Regions from separate parts of the Homo sapiens genome. Here region 2 is linked to region 1. The links are chromatin loops, found by intact Hi-C in ENCODE. Cell type or tissue: ascending aorta. All regions are shown on one strand. Each heading gives the region's core, and the rest is flanking DNA. Links, peaks and the distances in the headings are about the cores only.

Region 1 (7,514 bases), core at 1,619-6,618:
TCCAGCTTTAGTTGAGGGCTAAGGTCACTAGGGGTGTTGGCCATGGGAATGCTGCATGTAGAGGGAATCTGGAGTGTGGCAAGACATGAATGAGATCCCAAGTGGACTATGTGGAAACAAGTGCATGGGATGGCTGTGTAGGTTGAAGTAGGGGTAGATCAGGAGGGAAGAGGACTTGAAGCCAGGGTTTCAGGAACAGGGACTGGCTAGCCTGACGTGAAAGTGCATTCCCCAAAGGCCCATTTAGCGGGAGAAGAGTCAGGCTTATGCTGGATATTCCCTGAGAGTGGAGCTTGGACCAAAAAGAAACATCTTTTGTTTTGTGCACTAAATTACACAAATATTTAAAAGTACTGGGCTGTGTGCACCGTGAGGAACCAATCCCTGTTGCTGAGGAGCATCTGGCCTAGTTGAGTCACAAGCAATACAGTAACCAAAATGCTCAGTGCTGGCATTCACTGTGGATATGAAAGTACGGAAGGGCCAGGCGCGGTGGCTCACACCTGTAATCCCAGCACTTTGGGAGGCTGAGGCAGGTGGATCAACTGAGGTCAGGAGTTGGAGACCAGCCTGGCCAACATGGTGAAACCCCATCTCTACTAAAAATACAAAAATTAACCAGGCATGGTGGTGGGCGCCTGTAATCCCAGCTATTTGGGAGGCTGAGGTAGGAGAATTGCTTGAACCAGGGAGGTGGAGGTTGCAGTGAGCCAATATCATACTACCGTGCTCCAGCCTGGGTAACAGAGAGAGACAGAGTCTCAAAAAAAAAAAAAAAAAAAAAAAGTACAGAAGGCTCTCTGACTCTGCCATGGGCCAGGTGAAAGGTGGGGTGGTCCAAAAGCTTCTAAATGAGAGCTAGTCAAAATGGAAAGAGCAATCTGAAAGAATAGTTGCTAACCAAATGGCAGAGACAAGAGTTATAGGGAAGATGGTGGTGGTGGTTGGGTCTGAAGGCCCCACCCCCAAAAACCAGATCAGCTTGCCTTCATCTATTTCTTTATTTGGTCTAATACTGCAAAGCCAGGCTGCACACTGCCATGTTGACTCTACCAGAGCCCAGCATGCTTGCTTGAACTCCACTGGTGAGCTGGCCTTAGACTGAATTTCTAACTTGCTTCAATGTATTCCTACTCCTAGGTAGGTAGAGAAAGGGCTATTATTCCCTTTTACAGATGGAGGGGGCTTAGATCAAGGTCTGATTGCTTCAAGGAAAGGTTAGGCTGATTCAATCTTTTAAAAACTTTGGTTTATATTTTAGCTCCTTGCCTTATTTCTTTAGTCTCAGCTAATTCACACAGCTGTTCTAGAAGGGCCCCATTTTAAAGGATCCCATGTTCCATGATTTAAAAAATGAAAGCCTCAAATTCTTAGACACTACTGTCATTAAAAGGAGGCATCTATGTCCCCTTCTGTCTGAATTTGTATGGGGTTGTTACTGCTTTGGCCAATGGAATACAGAGGAAGTGAAGACCTGAGAGTAGGTCATGAAAGGGCATGCAGCTTCTGCCTGGCTGTCTTGGAACTTTTACCCTCTGGGTGCGTTCTCTGGGGATGCTCCCTCTTGGACCCCAGTTAACATGTTATGGGGAGTCCAAGCCGGATGGAGAAACCACATGTAGGTACCAGGGCAACAGTCCTAGCTGGGCCCAACCTTCAAGTCATCCCAGCCCAGGTCCCAGACATGAGTGTGAAGAAGCCTCCAGATGATTCAACCCCCAGCTGTTCACATTGCCCCCAGCTGTTTGAATTTCTCATGCCAGGCATTATGGAGAAGAGGTAAACTTTTCATCTTGTCCCCTGTCCAAATTCTTGATCCATAGAAGCTGTGAGCATAATAAAATCAGGCCACTTAGTTTGGAGTGGTTTGTTACACAGCAACAGATAATTGGAACATTATGCCGGACTAAAAGGTTATGTGAAATCACTTTCTCAGTCTCCCAATATTTAATTCCTCATCACTCATAACAAGGCGTAGGCTTCCGGGGTGCAGGCAGAGATTGGCCTGTGGGATCGATTGCTAGGCCTGCATGGGAGAGCTGGGTCACTTTACCTTTCCCTCCTGTCAATCATTTGGCTAAAAGAAGAAGTAAATTGTGCCATTAATCACTCTTTACTCTCCTTCCTCCCTCCTACTGTCTGAAGGGGGCTGCTCCCAGGACTCAGGGCTCAGCGCTGAGCCCTGTGGGAAGAGACTTGGGCCCTGGAGCGTAATTAATACTTGCCTCTGAGCCAGCTCTTAGGGGCTGTTAGCTCCTGGTCATTTACAAAATGATTGTTATTTTATTGACCCAGGAGAAGATAATTGCAAGTGACAAATGCTGACTTTGACATCCAGCCCTCTATGGGGACCTGGCAGGGCTGCTGTGCCTCCTGTGTGTATATGTTGTGTCTGGGTGTGGGGAGGCACTGATACCTATTAGTCTGGGAATAAATGGTGGTGGGAAGGGATGGAAAATGTCACAAAGTGTGTGTGTGTGTGTGTGTGTGTGTGTGTGTGTGTGAGCATATATGTTTGAGAGAGAGAGAGTTTGGGGAGGACTCTGACCTATTAGATCATTCCATGTCTATGTCCTATGTGGGCATCAGATCAGACAAAGCTGTGAAATATGGACAAGGTAAGGGCTGCTTTGGGCTGCATATTTATTTATTTATTTATTTATTTATTTATTTATTTATTTATTTATTTTTTAGTGGGACCTAGGGACTATGGAGTAACTTCTTTCCCAGTTCCTTTCTTTAACTACCTCCTCCAGGAGCTGAGTGAGGTGAAAATGATCAGTGCCAACCACGATCACCAGGGAATGAGAAGGAGGAAAAACACTGACTTAATTGGGGCAAGAATAGGAGAACAAATGGACACAGGGAGGGGGACATCACACACTGTGGCCTGTCGGGGGGTGTGCAGCAAGGCAAGAGAGAGCATTAAGACAAATACCTAATTCATGTGGGGCTTAAAACCTAGATGACTGGTTGATAGGCACAGCAAACCACCATGGCACATATGTACCTGTGTAACAAACCTGCACGTTCTGCACGTGTATCCCAGAACTTAAAAAAAAAAAAAAAAAGAAACGTAGAGGCTGATTCTGTAGGGTAGGACCCAAGAGTTTGCATTTTTGACAAGTTCTCATGTGATGCTGGTGCTTCTGGTTTCTTGACCACCCTTTGAGTAGAGAGGATTTAGACTGTTTTCAACGTTTTTTCATTATAAACAATGCTGTAATAAATGTTTTTTGCAATGGCCTTTCACAATGTACAAGTCTATCCTGAAGGATAAATTTATAGAAACAGACTTTCTGGGCCAAAGATTTGTATTCTGGTACATTAGAGAAACACTTTAAATTGCCCTTCATAGAATGCCTACTCTGTCAACCCTAAAATGTGAGTGTCTGTTGTTCCACACCCTTGCCAATAGTGGGTATTAGTCAACAAATGTGTGTCCATTTCTCATTAATATTTTTAGTTTTTATTTTATGAATTGAGATGTTACATTATTATTGAACAGATATTCAAGGATGTTAGACCTTCAATGTGAACTGTACCTTTTACATAAGGCACTTTTTTGTTTGGTTTGATTAACACTTTTTACCCTGCATTTCAGCTTCAAACATGCATTTGCATGGTGTGTTTTTGACCCTGCTTTTCCTTCATATTCCTGTGTATTTCCATCTCATATTTTTCCAACTTAAAGTTAGCTTATCAATTAGTTCACTTACATATGCATTATTAAAGTCATATATTATATAAAATCACATGTGAACTTAGAAATGCAGTTTCCCCCACCCTCATCATTTCATGAAATCTTTTCATTTAAACTCTTTTCATGCATTTTCAACATTAGTGTTTTCTTCCCCATCATTAGAGGTAATATTCTGAGTCATTTATCCCAATTTTCCAAAACACATCATCTTCACTTCCTTCAAAAAGTTGAGATACCACAATTTTTGTATCCATGTATGTGTAATAACGTCACTGCAAAACTCATTCCAAACCGCAAATACCCCTTCTTTAACATTCCCCTGTTTTAGCCATTTGTCTTGTAGGTATCTATTCATAAGCTCCTCTGTGTAGCTACTTACTGTGTTGTTTTTTTTCCCTTTCACTTAGTTTTTGTTTTTATTACTAACACATGTGTATAAATATAAATGTACAGCCATAAATGTCAAACATCCTAAGAGATTTATATTTTAAAATACTGAAAAGCAAAATTCCCCAGTCCTCTCCAGCCTCAGTTTCAGACAAAGCAACCACTTTGAATTTCTTTAGTTTTTTGGGCATTTTTCTCTTAATTTCTAAACAACACATTCGCATTGCTTTTTCTTAATGTTTTAAAGTGTTGCATATTATTTATAGAGTTTCCGTAATAAAAAATGTGGACTTGGCTCTTTCACTCTGTTCCTTCCCACTTCCTCTCTCATTTCTAATATAGCTACATCACAGTTTGTTGGATTAAATAATTATTCATTGTTTATATTATTATGATTATATGAATGTTATTTATAGTTAAGCCATGTGCTGAATCATAGTTAGAATTCCTTTTAGGTATAATTTTCTGTTTTTCTATTTTGTTACTACTAACTTTGTTTTTTCTTTTCTTTCCTTTTTTTTCTGGTTTTCATTTGCCTAGTTTCTCTGTATTTATCATTAATTTACCCCAACTCTCTGGCAAAAGTATAATTCTTTTCTCGGGATATTAAAAAACTCCAGTAAGATATTCTTTTGGAGGCCCTGCCTTTTGCTCCAATCCAGACGGGCCACCTTCTTATTCTGTTGTACAGACTCACTCTGGGAGCTCTGTTCACTCCCCTAGGCACCTCCTGTGCTCTCTTATTTGTTGACTCCTGTGTCCTCTGGATCCCAGAGCTTTCTCTTTGTTTCCTCTTGTTTTGGCGGAGCTATCTTCCCGTGGCTTTCTGAGAAAGGGTGGAAAGGGTGTGTGGAGAATCAAATTTTGAGAATTATCATCTCTGAAATTTTTTTTAAATTTATTTTTTATTTCAATAGTTTTTGGGGAAAAGGTGGTGTTTGGTTACACGGATAAGTTCTTTAGTGATGACTTCTGAGATTTTGCTTCTCGCCTTCTCCAGTCTACTCATGCAGGCAGTTAGGCCCAGCTCTTTTTAGTCTGCAAAACTTATTTGTGCTCTTTCCATTTTCCTCCCAAATTTGAAAATTTTGTTTACATCTCTTGCATACTTTTATCTCGTCTCCCATTCTCTTTGTTGTAGTTTTATGCCTTTTTTCATCCTTTTACTGTCACCTTTTTAGTCACATCTGGGAGGAAACAGAGGTAAATATGTTAAAGCTCATGTTTAGCTGGAACTGGTCTATGCTTTCACTTCCACCCTTTTTGAATCACTTTGTTTTAGGTGTGTCAGAGTGACCTTTGCAAATGGCAAGCCTGATCTTATCTCTCTTTGTCTTCAAATCCTCAAGGCCCCTGATTTTTTTTTTAGGATGAAAGTCCAAAGTTTTGACATGGCTTGCAATGCACCTATATGATCTGTCTCCTCCTCTTCTCTCTCAAGACAATACTCCCTTTACTTACTCTTCAACCAGGCTGGATTTTGAACATGCTATTCCTTCTGCCTGGACCCCTCTTCCTTCAACTGCCCTGGCCCTGGCTAATTTCTTCATCATTCAGTGCTTGTCTCTAATTTCCTTCTTTGGAGACACTTACCCTGCCTCCACACCAAGTCAGGTTCCCTGTTACATGCTCCAGCAGCCCTCTATACATACATTGAAAGCCAAGTAGATACTGGATGCCTGCGTCCTTCACTAATGTGTAAGCTCTTAGCTTTGGTGGTGAGTTTTGCTGGAGGTAGGAGATGTACAGGTGGGTTCCATGAGGCCAGGGAACCTGTTGGTCTTTAGTGTTGTGTTCCCATGGCATTAACACAGTGCTTACATAGAAAGGCTGCCCAAAGTATAGCTGTTGAGCAAGTGAATGAATGAATGAATGAGCAAATGTGTATGCACTTGGACTCAGAAATTGTTAGAGCAAGGGGGAAACTTAGAGACTGTGTAGCTTTATAGCTACATTTTATTATTTTTTTTTAACAGTTGGCAACCTTGAGGCTCAGAGACATAAGGGAAAGGTCCCCCAAATACACATGTGTACATTTTTCATAATACTGCTAATAAAAATCCTATGAGGTGCTTTCCATCACTCTCATTTTATAGAAGAAGAAATTGAGGTTCCGAGGACTAAAGTAGCTTTCCTAACATCACACATCTAGTATATGTCAGAACTGGGATTAGCACTCAGGTCTACCTGCCTCTAAAGCTCATCCATGTCTTTACTTCATGATACCTGAATGATAACATTTGGATCACATTTGAATGGACCTGCCAAGGATCAAGGAAGTGAGTATATGAGTTGGTTTTTGCTATGATAACAATCTCTAAACCTCATGGTTCATAGCAATTAACATACAGTTTTTACTTATGCTCTGCAGGTCAGCTGTCATTCTGCTGGGCCTGGCTATACTTGGTATTGGGCTGAGAGTCAAGTTCATGCCTGCTTTATGTATGTTCTCATTCCAGGACTATGCTGAAGGAGTATATATATATATTTTTTATGGTAGAGAGCAGACTGTCAAGAGGTCTACCATAATCATACAGCCCTTCTAGAAGCTTTGGGTCTGTATTCTGTATCTACTCACATTCCATTGGCCAAAGCAAGTGGCATGGTCAAACTCAATATCTGATGTGTGGGAGGCACCTCTTCCCAGGGGGTTGGGGGCTTAAAAGAATGAACATTTGCTGAGCAGTAATACAGTCAAGCACAGTGAGAGACACAGAGATATCTCCGGATAATGACAACATTCAAACCTATTTTCTAGGGGTTTGCCAGCTTGACAGCAATGTATTCTAAGACGCTTCACAGTAGCCCAAAGACCAAGCACCCAGCATGTATAAATGCATGCCTGCTGTTCCCTATACTCACAGATCCCTGGTGAGGCAGTACTGGATGCCAAAACAGGCATCTGTCCTGATTTATCGTTGCCATACCAGTTTTTAAGTATTTTAAGCACTACCCCCTGAGTATATATAAATGCAAGCTATAGATTTACCCTTTTTCTAACCTGGCATGTCAGTCCCTCCTCTGGGACTGGATAGTTCAATAGCTAGGATCTTCCATATCCACAGAGAACTCTGAAGAAGAAATGTGATAGAGCTCAGACACAAAAATCTTCTGCTGAGCTTACAGGATAAAAGGGGAAGTTCCTTTCTTTATTAATTTAATAAACATTTTAAAGATATCTTTCAGTGGTGGACACTCTGTGGGTCCTTGGGGTGGGAGGGTGGGAATAAAACATTGCACAGCAGGACTTGAAAAAGCACACTTTTTATCTCATGAAATGCCAGCATTGAGTGAGGCTTTAGTGCCCTTGCAGGCCAGCTTTTCAGAGAGAAGGAATGTCATTTCACCCTGTTAGTGGAGTGACAGAGCTAGGACCTGATGGCAAGCTTGCTGATTTCTGGGTAAGTGCTCTTCATTGTCTTCA
Region 2 (7,514 bases), core at 802-5,801, 61 kb before region 1:
AAAATTAAATTTGAAATTATAAAAAATAAAAATAGAAAAAGAAGTAGTAGATAGACAAGGGAAGCCCTTGCTTTCTTCAGGAGGGTCACACAGAGCAGAGAGAGCACTGGGCCTTGCCTGGGTCCTAGTCTCTGCCTTGCTGGCCCTGATTTTCTGGGACTAGGGAATCAGAAGAAGAATATCATAGCTTTGGTGGAGGCCAGGTTATCGTTTGCTTTAGGTCCACCTGTGATATCCAGTATCTTCCCATCCATCATCAGTCCTTCAGTCCATCTTTCTGTCCATCTTTCCATCCATCTGGACTTACACCTTTTCCAAATTAGTAAAGAATGCCATCCTCAGGAGAGTCTGAACTTTGATGAAGGTTGTAAGGCTCTTCAGCCCACCCCCTCCAGCCTTGTCTCTGCTGACTGTCTTCTTCATGGTCTCTACCCTGTTGAAAAGGCCATGTTATCACCTCCCCAGTGAGGCACATGGTGGCCCGCCACCTCACACTCCCCTCTACCTTGACCCCTCTACTGTGCCCATCTCCCACTGACTGTGTCCAGGTAAATGTCCCTTCTCATCTGTGCTTCTTTAGCATCTTCAGTTTACCCCAGGAGGATACCTGTCACCCTCTAGGTAAGGCCATGAGTGTCATCTCAGATTAGACAGGTCTGCTCATGGTCCATGTCCCTGGGTTTTAGCAGTTAAAGAAAAAAAATACACAAAATGCTTGTCCAAAATGGCAAGAAATACTTTATTCAAGACTATTGCAACAGGGAAGAGAGAGTAAACTCAACTCCAAACGCAAAAGGGACAAGTGGGGATTTATAGCCAATGACAGGGTAAGGAAGTAGATGGAAAATCACTAAGAGGAACTTGCCTAGGTGTGCAGGGTGTGGGGAAGAGGAACTTGATATCAAGGTGGGGGGATTCTCAATAAATTCTTTGCTAAAACTGGACTCAGTTGGCCAAGGATGGGGGCTCATCAGAGTAAGGAGTAATGAGTATGTTTGGTCGAGGAGGGAGTTCTTGTCATGGATGGGGCAGGAAGCTGGTGCTGTGCCTGAGGCCAGCCCTTGGCCTCCATCATGGGGCCATCCAGGCGGCTGGAACCTCCTGCACAATCCTAATCAGTGGGTCTCCCTAAAAATAGCAGCCTCTGCCCATGCAGAAGCCTCACACACAGATCCATGTTTGTTGTGGGTACCTCAGCTGCTCTGGGGTGAGAGGGGATATATTTATTTTTCCTTTGTGCATCAGTTGAGCCTGGCTTCGTGGCCAACCTACCTCGTCAGAGCTCTGCATTCAGGCAGGGTCGGGGGAGTCAGACAGCCCATATCCAGCCATTCTGCAAGTCTAGGCTTCCTTCCTAATGGGGAATGATGTAAAAGTGGGAAATCCCAAGGAGGTATTTTGGGAAGGGTTGTGGAGAGAGAGGCAGACAATACTGCTCCAGATGGCCTGTATGTTCACTGGGAAAAGTGCTGTCTCATTAAACGTTTCTTAGGCCTTGGAGCTTATCTCTTCTGTCCAGGTGGGATTTCAAAGCCTGCTGGAGAAGGGAATCCTGGGACAGAGGCAGGAACATGTCATAGGTTTTTATGGCAGAGTCATCCTTGGAATTTTAATTACCTTATCATCATCACACTATTATATATTTACCTATCCTAATGATGAGATTACACATTCAATTAGGATGTAATTACTAGTTCTATTACTTAAAGAAAAATACTTAGGGATAATTACACAATTATGAAATACAATTAGAAAATGACATATTAAATTTAGAAAAGCTTTTGAAACACTCCTCCAACCCTCCCACCCCACCCTCCTGTACAAAAGATTTCTTGTATTTATTCTCTCTCCTCTTTCTCTTCTGCAAGTACAAGTGCAGCCCAGTCTGGTCCAGTGTGATCAAGGGGTGGGTATTTCCCTGGAGAGCACAGGACATTGTATCTTAGAGATTCAACCCCTTACGGCCTCTTGGGGATTTAGGGGTAGCTCAACTTTGGAGACTCTGCCTGAGGTTCTGGAACCACAGGGCATTTTCGCAGGCCACAGGTGGTGGTTGTTCAACCTTCCCTGCTACCCCATCTGCTGGGAGTGCAGAAAGGGAAGGAGCAGGGTGGGGCCTGGCAATTCCAGGGCTGAATGTTACAGGTGGGGCTCTCAAGAGGCCCCAGAGGCAAACAAATTATCAGAGTCTGTCTCACACATGGGTACAGTGTTTCACCATTTTGATAACACTTTCACATTTCCCAGCTCCTTTAATCCACAGCACCATCTAATGAGATGGGGAGATGGTTAAGTGTTCTTGTTCCCCTACTTGGAACTCCCTCTTCCTTTAATCTCTGTCTCCACTCTGGTTTTTGTCTTTAGTTGTCTGATTACCCATCTCAATCTTCTTTGTGGCTTCTTTTTATCCTTGGCTTACAGATTGTTTTATTGCTCTCCAGAGTTCCATCCTCTTCTGTTTGTTTGTTTGTTTGTTTGTTTCTCTCTCTCTCTCTTGGGCAGTTCAAATGGGATGGAGGGGCTCTCCCAGGCTTCACCACTGCTGTGTGTGGTGTATGATTATGGGTGGAAGTAAGGCACTCTGCTGCCAGGCTTGAGCCATAAGACTCCCCTCTCAATGCTTCCCTCTCTCTTTGCCCATGTGTGGGCTGTATGTTGCTGTCCAGGACAACCTTTGAAATGGCTTTGAAGCAGACAGGGACCCTGCCATCTCTGGAGCACAGTGCTCATTGTCACTCACCTTGCCACTGTTTAGAGTTTATCTGAGTAAGAAAAACTTCATTGTATTAAATCACAAAATATTTCTATGTTTACCTGATACAGCAGCCCCTCATAAATGAAAACAGCCTTACTGGTAGGAAACAGATTCTGGACCATAAGATTTGAATTGATAGTGTTTTTGTGCTTTCCTCTGGCAAGTCCAAATAGGAAGCCAACTTATATCCAGAAGTTGGTAAAGTTGGTTAGTCTAGTGGATGTCATGGTGGCTTCCCTGACATCCACTTCCTCTTCATCCGGTGATTATTGCAGTTTTGCCCAAGCCTTGCCCACACAGCCACTGTAGTTGAGGGGCTGCTGCCACCCTCAGCTCCAAGGTTGGGCCTAAAGGGCCTAAGAGTAACCTCACTCCCTTGGCTTTTGGAATCCAGGCCAATGTGAATCAGTCCTGGCCTCAGAACTAATTCAGGAAAAGTTATGACCCAATTTGGTCTAATGAGACAAAAGGCCAAATTTATTGGGGTCTGCTTGGAAAGAGATTTCTTCACTCTTAAGACAGCCATAGAAACTATGTTGCAGATGAATCCAGAATTCTGAAAACAGAAAGCAAAGATCCAGATCCTGTCCAAGCAGAAAGCATGGGGAGCATGCCCTGACCCTCAGACTCGAGTGCCCTGGTCCCCAGAGAGGTGCATTCCTACTGGGACTTACTCACTTCCTCCTCTTGCTGTGCTTCCAAGCTCACTGAGTGTACCAGCTTAGCATGCTTTTGGCTGCAATGATCAGAAAATCTGACCCAACTCAACTGAAGACAATAACAGGAATTTATTGTATCGTATAACCAAAAAAGGCCAGGGTTGGAACATGGTTCAGACTTGGCCCTGGCTTGGTTTATTTGAGATACTCTCAGCCTTTTGTCCCTTCTTTAGGCTGCTGTTAGGATAGCTGCAACAATGCCAGGCCTCCTGGCCAAAGACTAGGTCCACAGACAGTAGGTTACAGCAAGCCATGCTGATGGATATTTTAGGCCTTCTCAAATTCCCTGGGCACAGACATCTCCTTTTACTCCCACAATGAGCTCCTCACATCCATTTTGTCTGTATAACACTATTTAGTTCTTAGTGGGGGTGACTGTATTTTTCTATTTTGAAGTTCTTGGGCAGAATGGGCATCTTGCTGTTGCTCCCATGCACGGCCAACACAGGTTAGATTCTCTCTCTGACTGATCTCATCCTCTCCCGTGGCTTAAGCTATATCACTTGTCCATGACCCTAGATCTACAACACCAGGGTGGACCCCTTGCCAGGCTCTTTCCAGTCTGCTCTGGCTCAACAGCTATTGGGCAGCTCCCTGTGCACACTGAGCAAGAACTTCAAACACAGTGTCCAGACGGGAGACTCCTCATCTGCTCTTATGCCAGCATTTTCTAACTTGGTTAGTGGGGCTTCTGTTTATCCAGTCACCCAGGCTTAAGTCCTCGACACCATGTTTGCCTCTTTCCTTGCTTTTCCCGACATGTTTAGTAGCTTACAAAGTTCTCTGATGACATTTCCTGAATACGTTTCTAATCTGTCTCCTCTTCAAGGTCTCAGTGGTCATAATCTAAGCTCAACCTCTTCTTATATTTTACCTGGACTATGGAAATAGTTTCCTAACTTGTCTGTCTGCCTCCAGTCTTGCTTTTCTCAATTCCATTTTTCTGAAAACACATAGATTGGCCTTTCTATAATACAAATATTCATTCTTTGGCTTACAATCCTTTCACTGGCTCTGCATTTCTGCTAGAGAATAAGATCCAAATTCCTTAGTCTGACATTCAAAGTTGTTCACATCTGGCCCTGGCTCCAACCTCTTCTTCCACCATGATGTCCCTGATACTCTACTTCCTAGCCATACTGAGTCAGTCACTCTTCTCTGAGTACATGCTACTGCATCATGACTACAGACTTTTCTGCACGCTTAACTTCCTGCCTAAGAGATTCTTTCTCCACTCTCTTTAACTCATGTCCTCCTCCAAAGTCTTTAAGCCCTTATAAATGGGTCAGTGCATATCTTTTACCTCCTCAGTGCACCCTCCCTCACCCTTCCTCTTGCAGTGAGCAACTTCTTATTCCACTCCCCACCACCACACACTGATACATACCTTCCATAGCACTCACCTCACTCCATTGCCATTATTTGCTTATATGTCTGTTTCCTACACTGGACAGTAAATACCTGTCAGTCATTCTATCAGCTTGTATTTATTAAACACCTAGCATGTGCCAGACACTGTGCGGGTGCTGGGGACAAAGAGATAAACCATACTAGTTAACACTCATATGCTACTTACTACATGCTAGGCACTACCCAAAGTTCTTTGCATACATTAACTTAAAGGGCAATAATTTGTGGGGAGTCTTGAGAGAGAATGTTACCTGTGTTAGCCACATATGGGGGCAAGAATAAGGTGCCCATTCTTTTCCCAAGAACTTGGAAATAAGGGAAATATAGTCACACTTTTAAGAATTAAATATAATATACAGACACAATTATTTTTGCAATCTAGTTGGTTGGGGAGGCAGGGCTTGAATTCGGGTATTTAGATTCTAAATCTTATGTCCTTTCTGCTATGTCACACCTGTTTCATTCAACCTCCTTCCAGCTTCCTCAGCTGTCACAAGGTAGTAGTAATGATACTTTGCTTTTTTACCTCATTTGGTTTGTGAAGAAGATCCAATATGATGGTGATAAAGCCTTGCAAACTATAAAAGCTCCGTGCAAATGAGAATTATCTATACACGAATCTATACATCCATACACACATCTATACACACATCTAGGGAGCCCTATTTAACATCTATTTTTGCCTGAAATAAGACATCTCTTAACATCACCAACCTCTAGTGTTCTGAATTGCACAAGAAAATGCTGTTGCCCCCATGGGGTTGAGAGTCTTTGGTCGTTTTCTGATTCCTCTTGTCACCCGAGGCTTAGATCATTTATAATTAAGTAGGTCATTTGGACCTGCCTTCCCTGGAAGAGTTTTGGTCTCCTCTTTATTCTGTCTCACCATTGTGTGCACCTCCAAGCCTTTCCATCTCTTCTTCAGGCAAAACGATGCCAAATACCCCACTTCTGATTCTTTCCATGGGAGCAGAAAGAGGAGCTGAGACCTGCTGGACGTTGACCAGAAGGCCCATCCTAGGGCTTTACCTAGAGCTGGTTCCTCCTGACTTCCACTCACACTCTCAGCCCTGGGGTAGAAAACTCTTTAGGCTCAAAGGCAGAACCCTGCCTTCCCCAGGTGGCAGAACGAGGCAGGAGGCAGGTCTGCTGGGTTCCTTGTCCCTGTAGGAAAGGCATCAACTTCAGTGACAGCCTAGTGGTCTGGGGGCCACTGCACCCCATAAAGCCTCCTAGAGCAACCCCAAACTGAGGGCAGAGAGATGGACTCATCTCTTGGATTGGCAGAGGGTGGGGTGGAAGGGGTGTAGCTGTATACAGAGGGTCTCTTCTCATCTTTTACAAACGCAGACTCAGTCTCATCTGATGCAGTTCAGTTGGCTGGAAAATGATGGAAAGTTTAACAAGCTCAGCCTGGCGGCAGCAAGGAGGCAACCCAGGCTGTGTGCAGCATCGCCCCTTCCCTCCAAGGCAGGCTGGGGGCCAGATCTTTCCCTGGCTTTGGAGGAGCGGAGGGCATACTTTTGGCTGTGGCTTCTAGACAGCTTCTGACCCTGTGGTCTTTAGGCTGGCTTCCCATAGTGATCCTCAGAATTATTAAGGGAGTCCTCCCATCTTCCATTTTCTACCTTCAGGTTTTCATTTTCTTAAAGTTTCATTTTTTAACAATTGCCACGACAGCAGCTCCGAGTGTCAAAGACAACAAAGAGTCCGAGGGCACGGTGCTCCTTGGAAGAGAAATCATCCAAATTGCAGATCCAATCCCGTCGTTTGCTCCTCTCCTCCTCCTGCGCTGCGGACTCTCCAGATACCTTTAGATGTCCAAACTTCTTATGGCGCCTGCGATCCAACACCCAGCTATGGCCTCCTTTTCCAGTCTCTTTGCTCACTAGCCCTTCCTCCTGTCCTCTGTTCCGGCTAAACTGAACTTCTTTTAATGGCACAGAATATGGCAGAGTTTGTCCCTCCCAGTGTGTAGGGCAAGCTGCCTGGACACCTATTGCTTCACCCGATCCCCTGGCCAGATCCTCTTCCTTCTGTTCAGATATGACTTTCTCCAGGAACCGCCTCCTGCCTTGGGCATCGGGTCTTCCCTGCTGTCTCTGCATGCTCAACACCTCAACTTGTGTGTGGCTGAGAAAATTTACCAGGTGTTGTAAGATCACAAATTTGCTTGTTTATTTCCCCATCAAAACAGTTCTAATAGGACAGGGGCTGCTGAAACACTTGACACCTATTATTAAATGCTGAATGAATGGAAACCTATTCACTTTGGAGCTATCTGGGCTTTTAGAGGAGCTGCAAGGTGGTGATTAATAACATCTGTACTTTCTATTGGGGTGGTGCTTAGATTTCACCCCCGTTTTCTCTGACATCCAACTCCTATAATTGCTTTGCACACACAAAGCCACCGTGCTGTTGGAGGGAACTCCAGCCTCTTCAGGGGTTCTTGGAAGCACTGAAATTGAGCATTTTTGTTTTGTCTCTCAGTATTTGTGCAAGCAAGGCACCCTGGGGAGGGCATTGCTTCTAGGCTTCAGAATAATGGCTTGCAGAGACTCCCTAGGGCAGGCTTGAAAGAGAACACTTGATTCTTTTCCTACCTGTTGTTTTTCTGCTTCCTAGCCGTT

Evidence for each region. Peaks named below come from ENCODE experiments on the same cell type or tissue, not always from the same donor. Only the 100,000 strongest peaks of a DNase experiment are listed, where the experiment ranks them.
Region 2: a loop joins it to region 1, with 1.9 times the contacts of the local background. A loop is called at or near these places in 3 of 110 quality-filtered maps.

The regions. Positions count from the first base shown.
Region 1 is chr11:113,569,038-113,576,551 of GRCh38, reverse strand. No RefSeq gene overlaps it. Among named protein-coding and RNA genes, the nearest start is that of DRD2, 97 kb to the right of the region's middle. In ascending aorta, for the core only: no CTCF peak of the experiment used is centred there; no DNase peak of the experiment used is centred there; H3K27ac peaks cover 1,708 bases.
Region 2 is chr11:113,629,104-113,636,617 of GRCh38, reverse strand. The region is part of intron 1 of LOC107984390 (a long non-coding RNA gene); the gene reads left to right. Among named protein-coding and RNA genes, the nearest start is that of TMPRSS5, 73 kb to the left of the region's middle. RefSeq lists an enhancer at 6,951-7,514. In ascending aorta, for the core only: no CTCF peak of the experiment used is centred there; a DNase peak (open chromatin) is centred at 3,417; H3K27ac peaks cover 3,789 bases.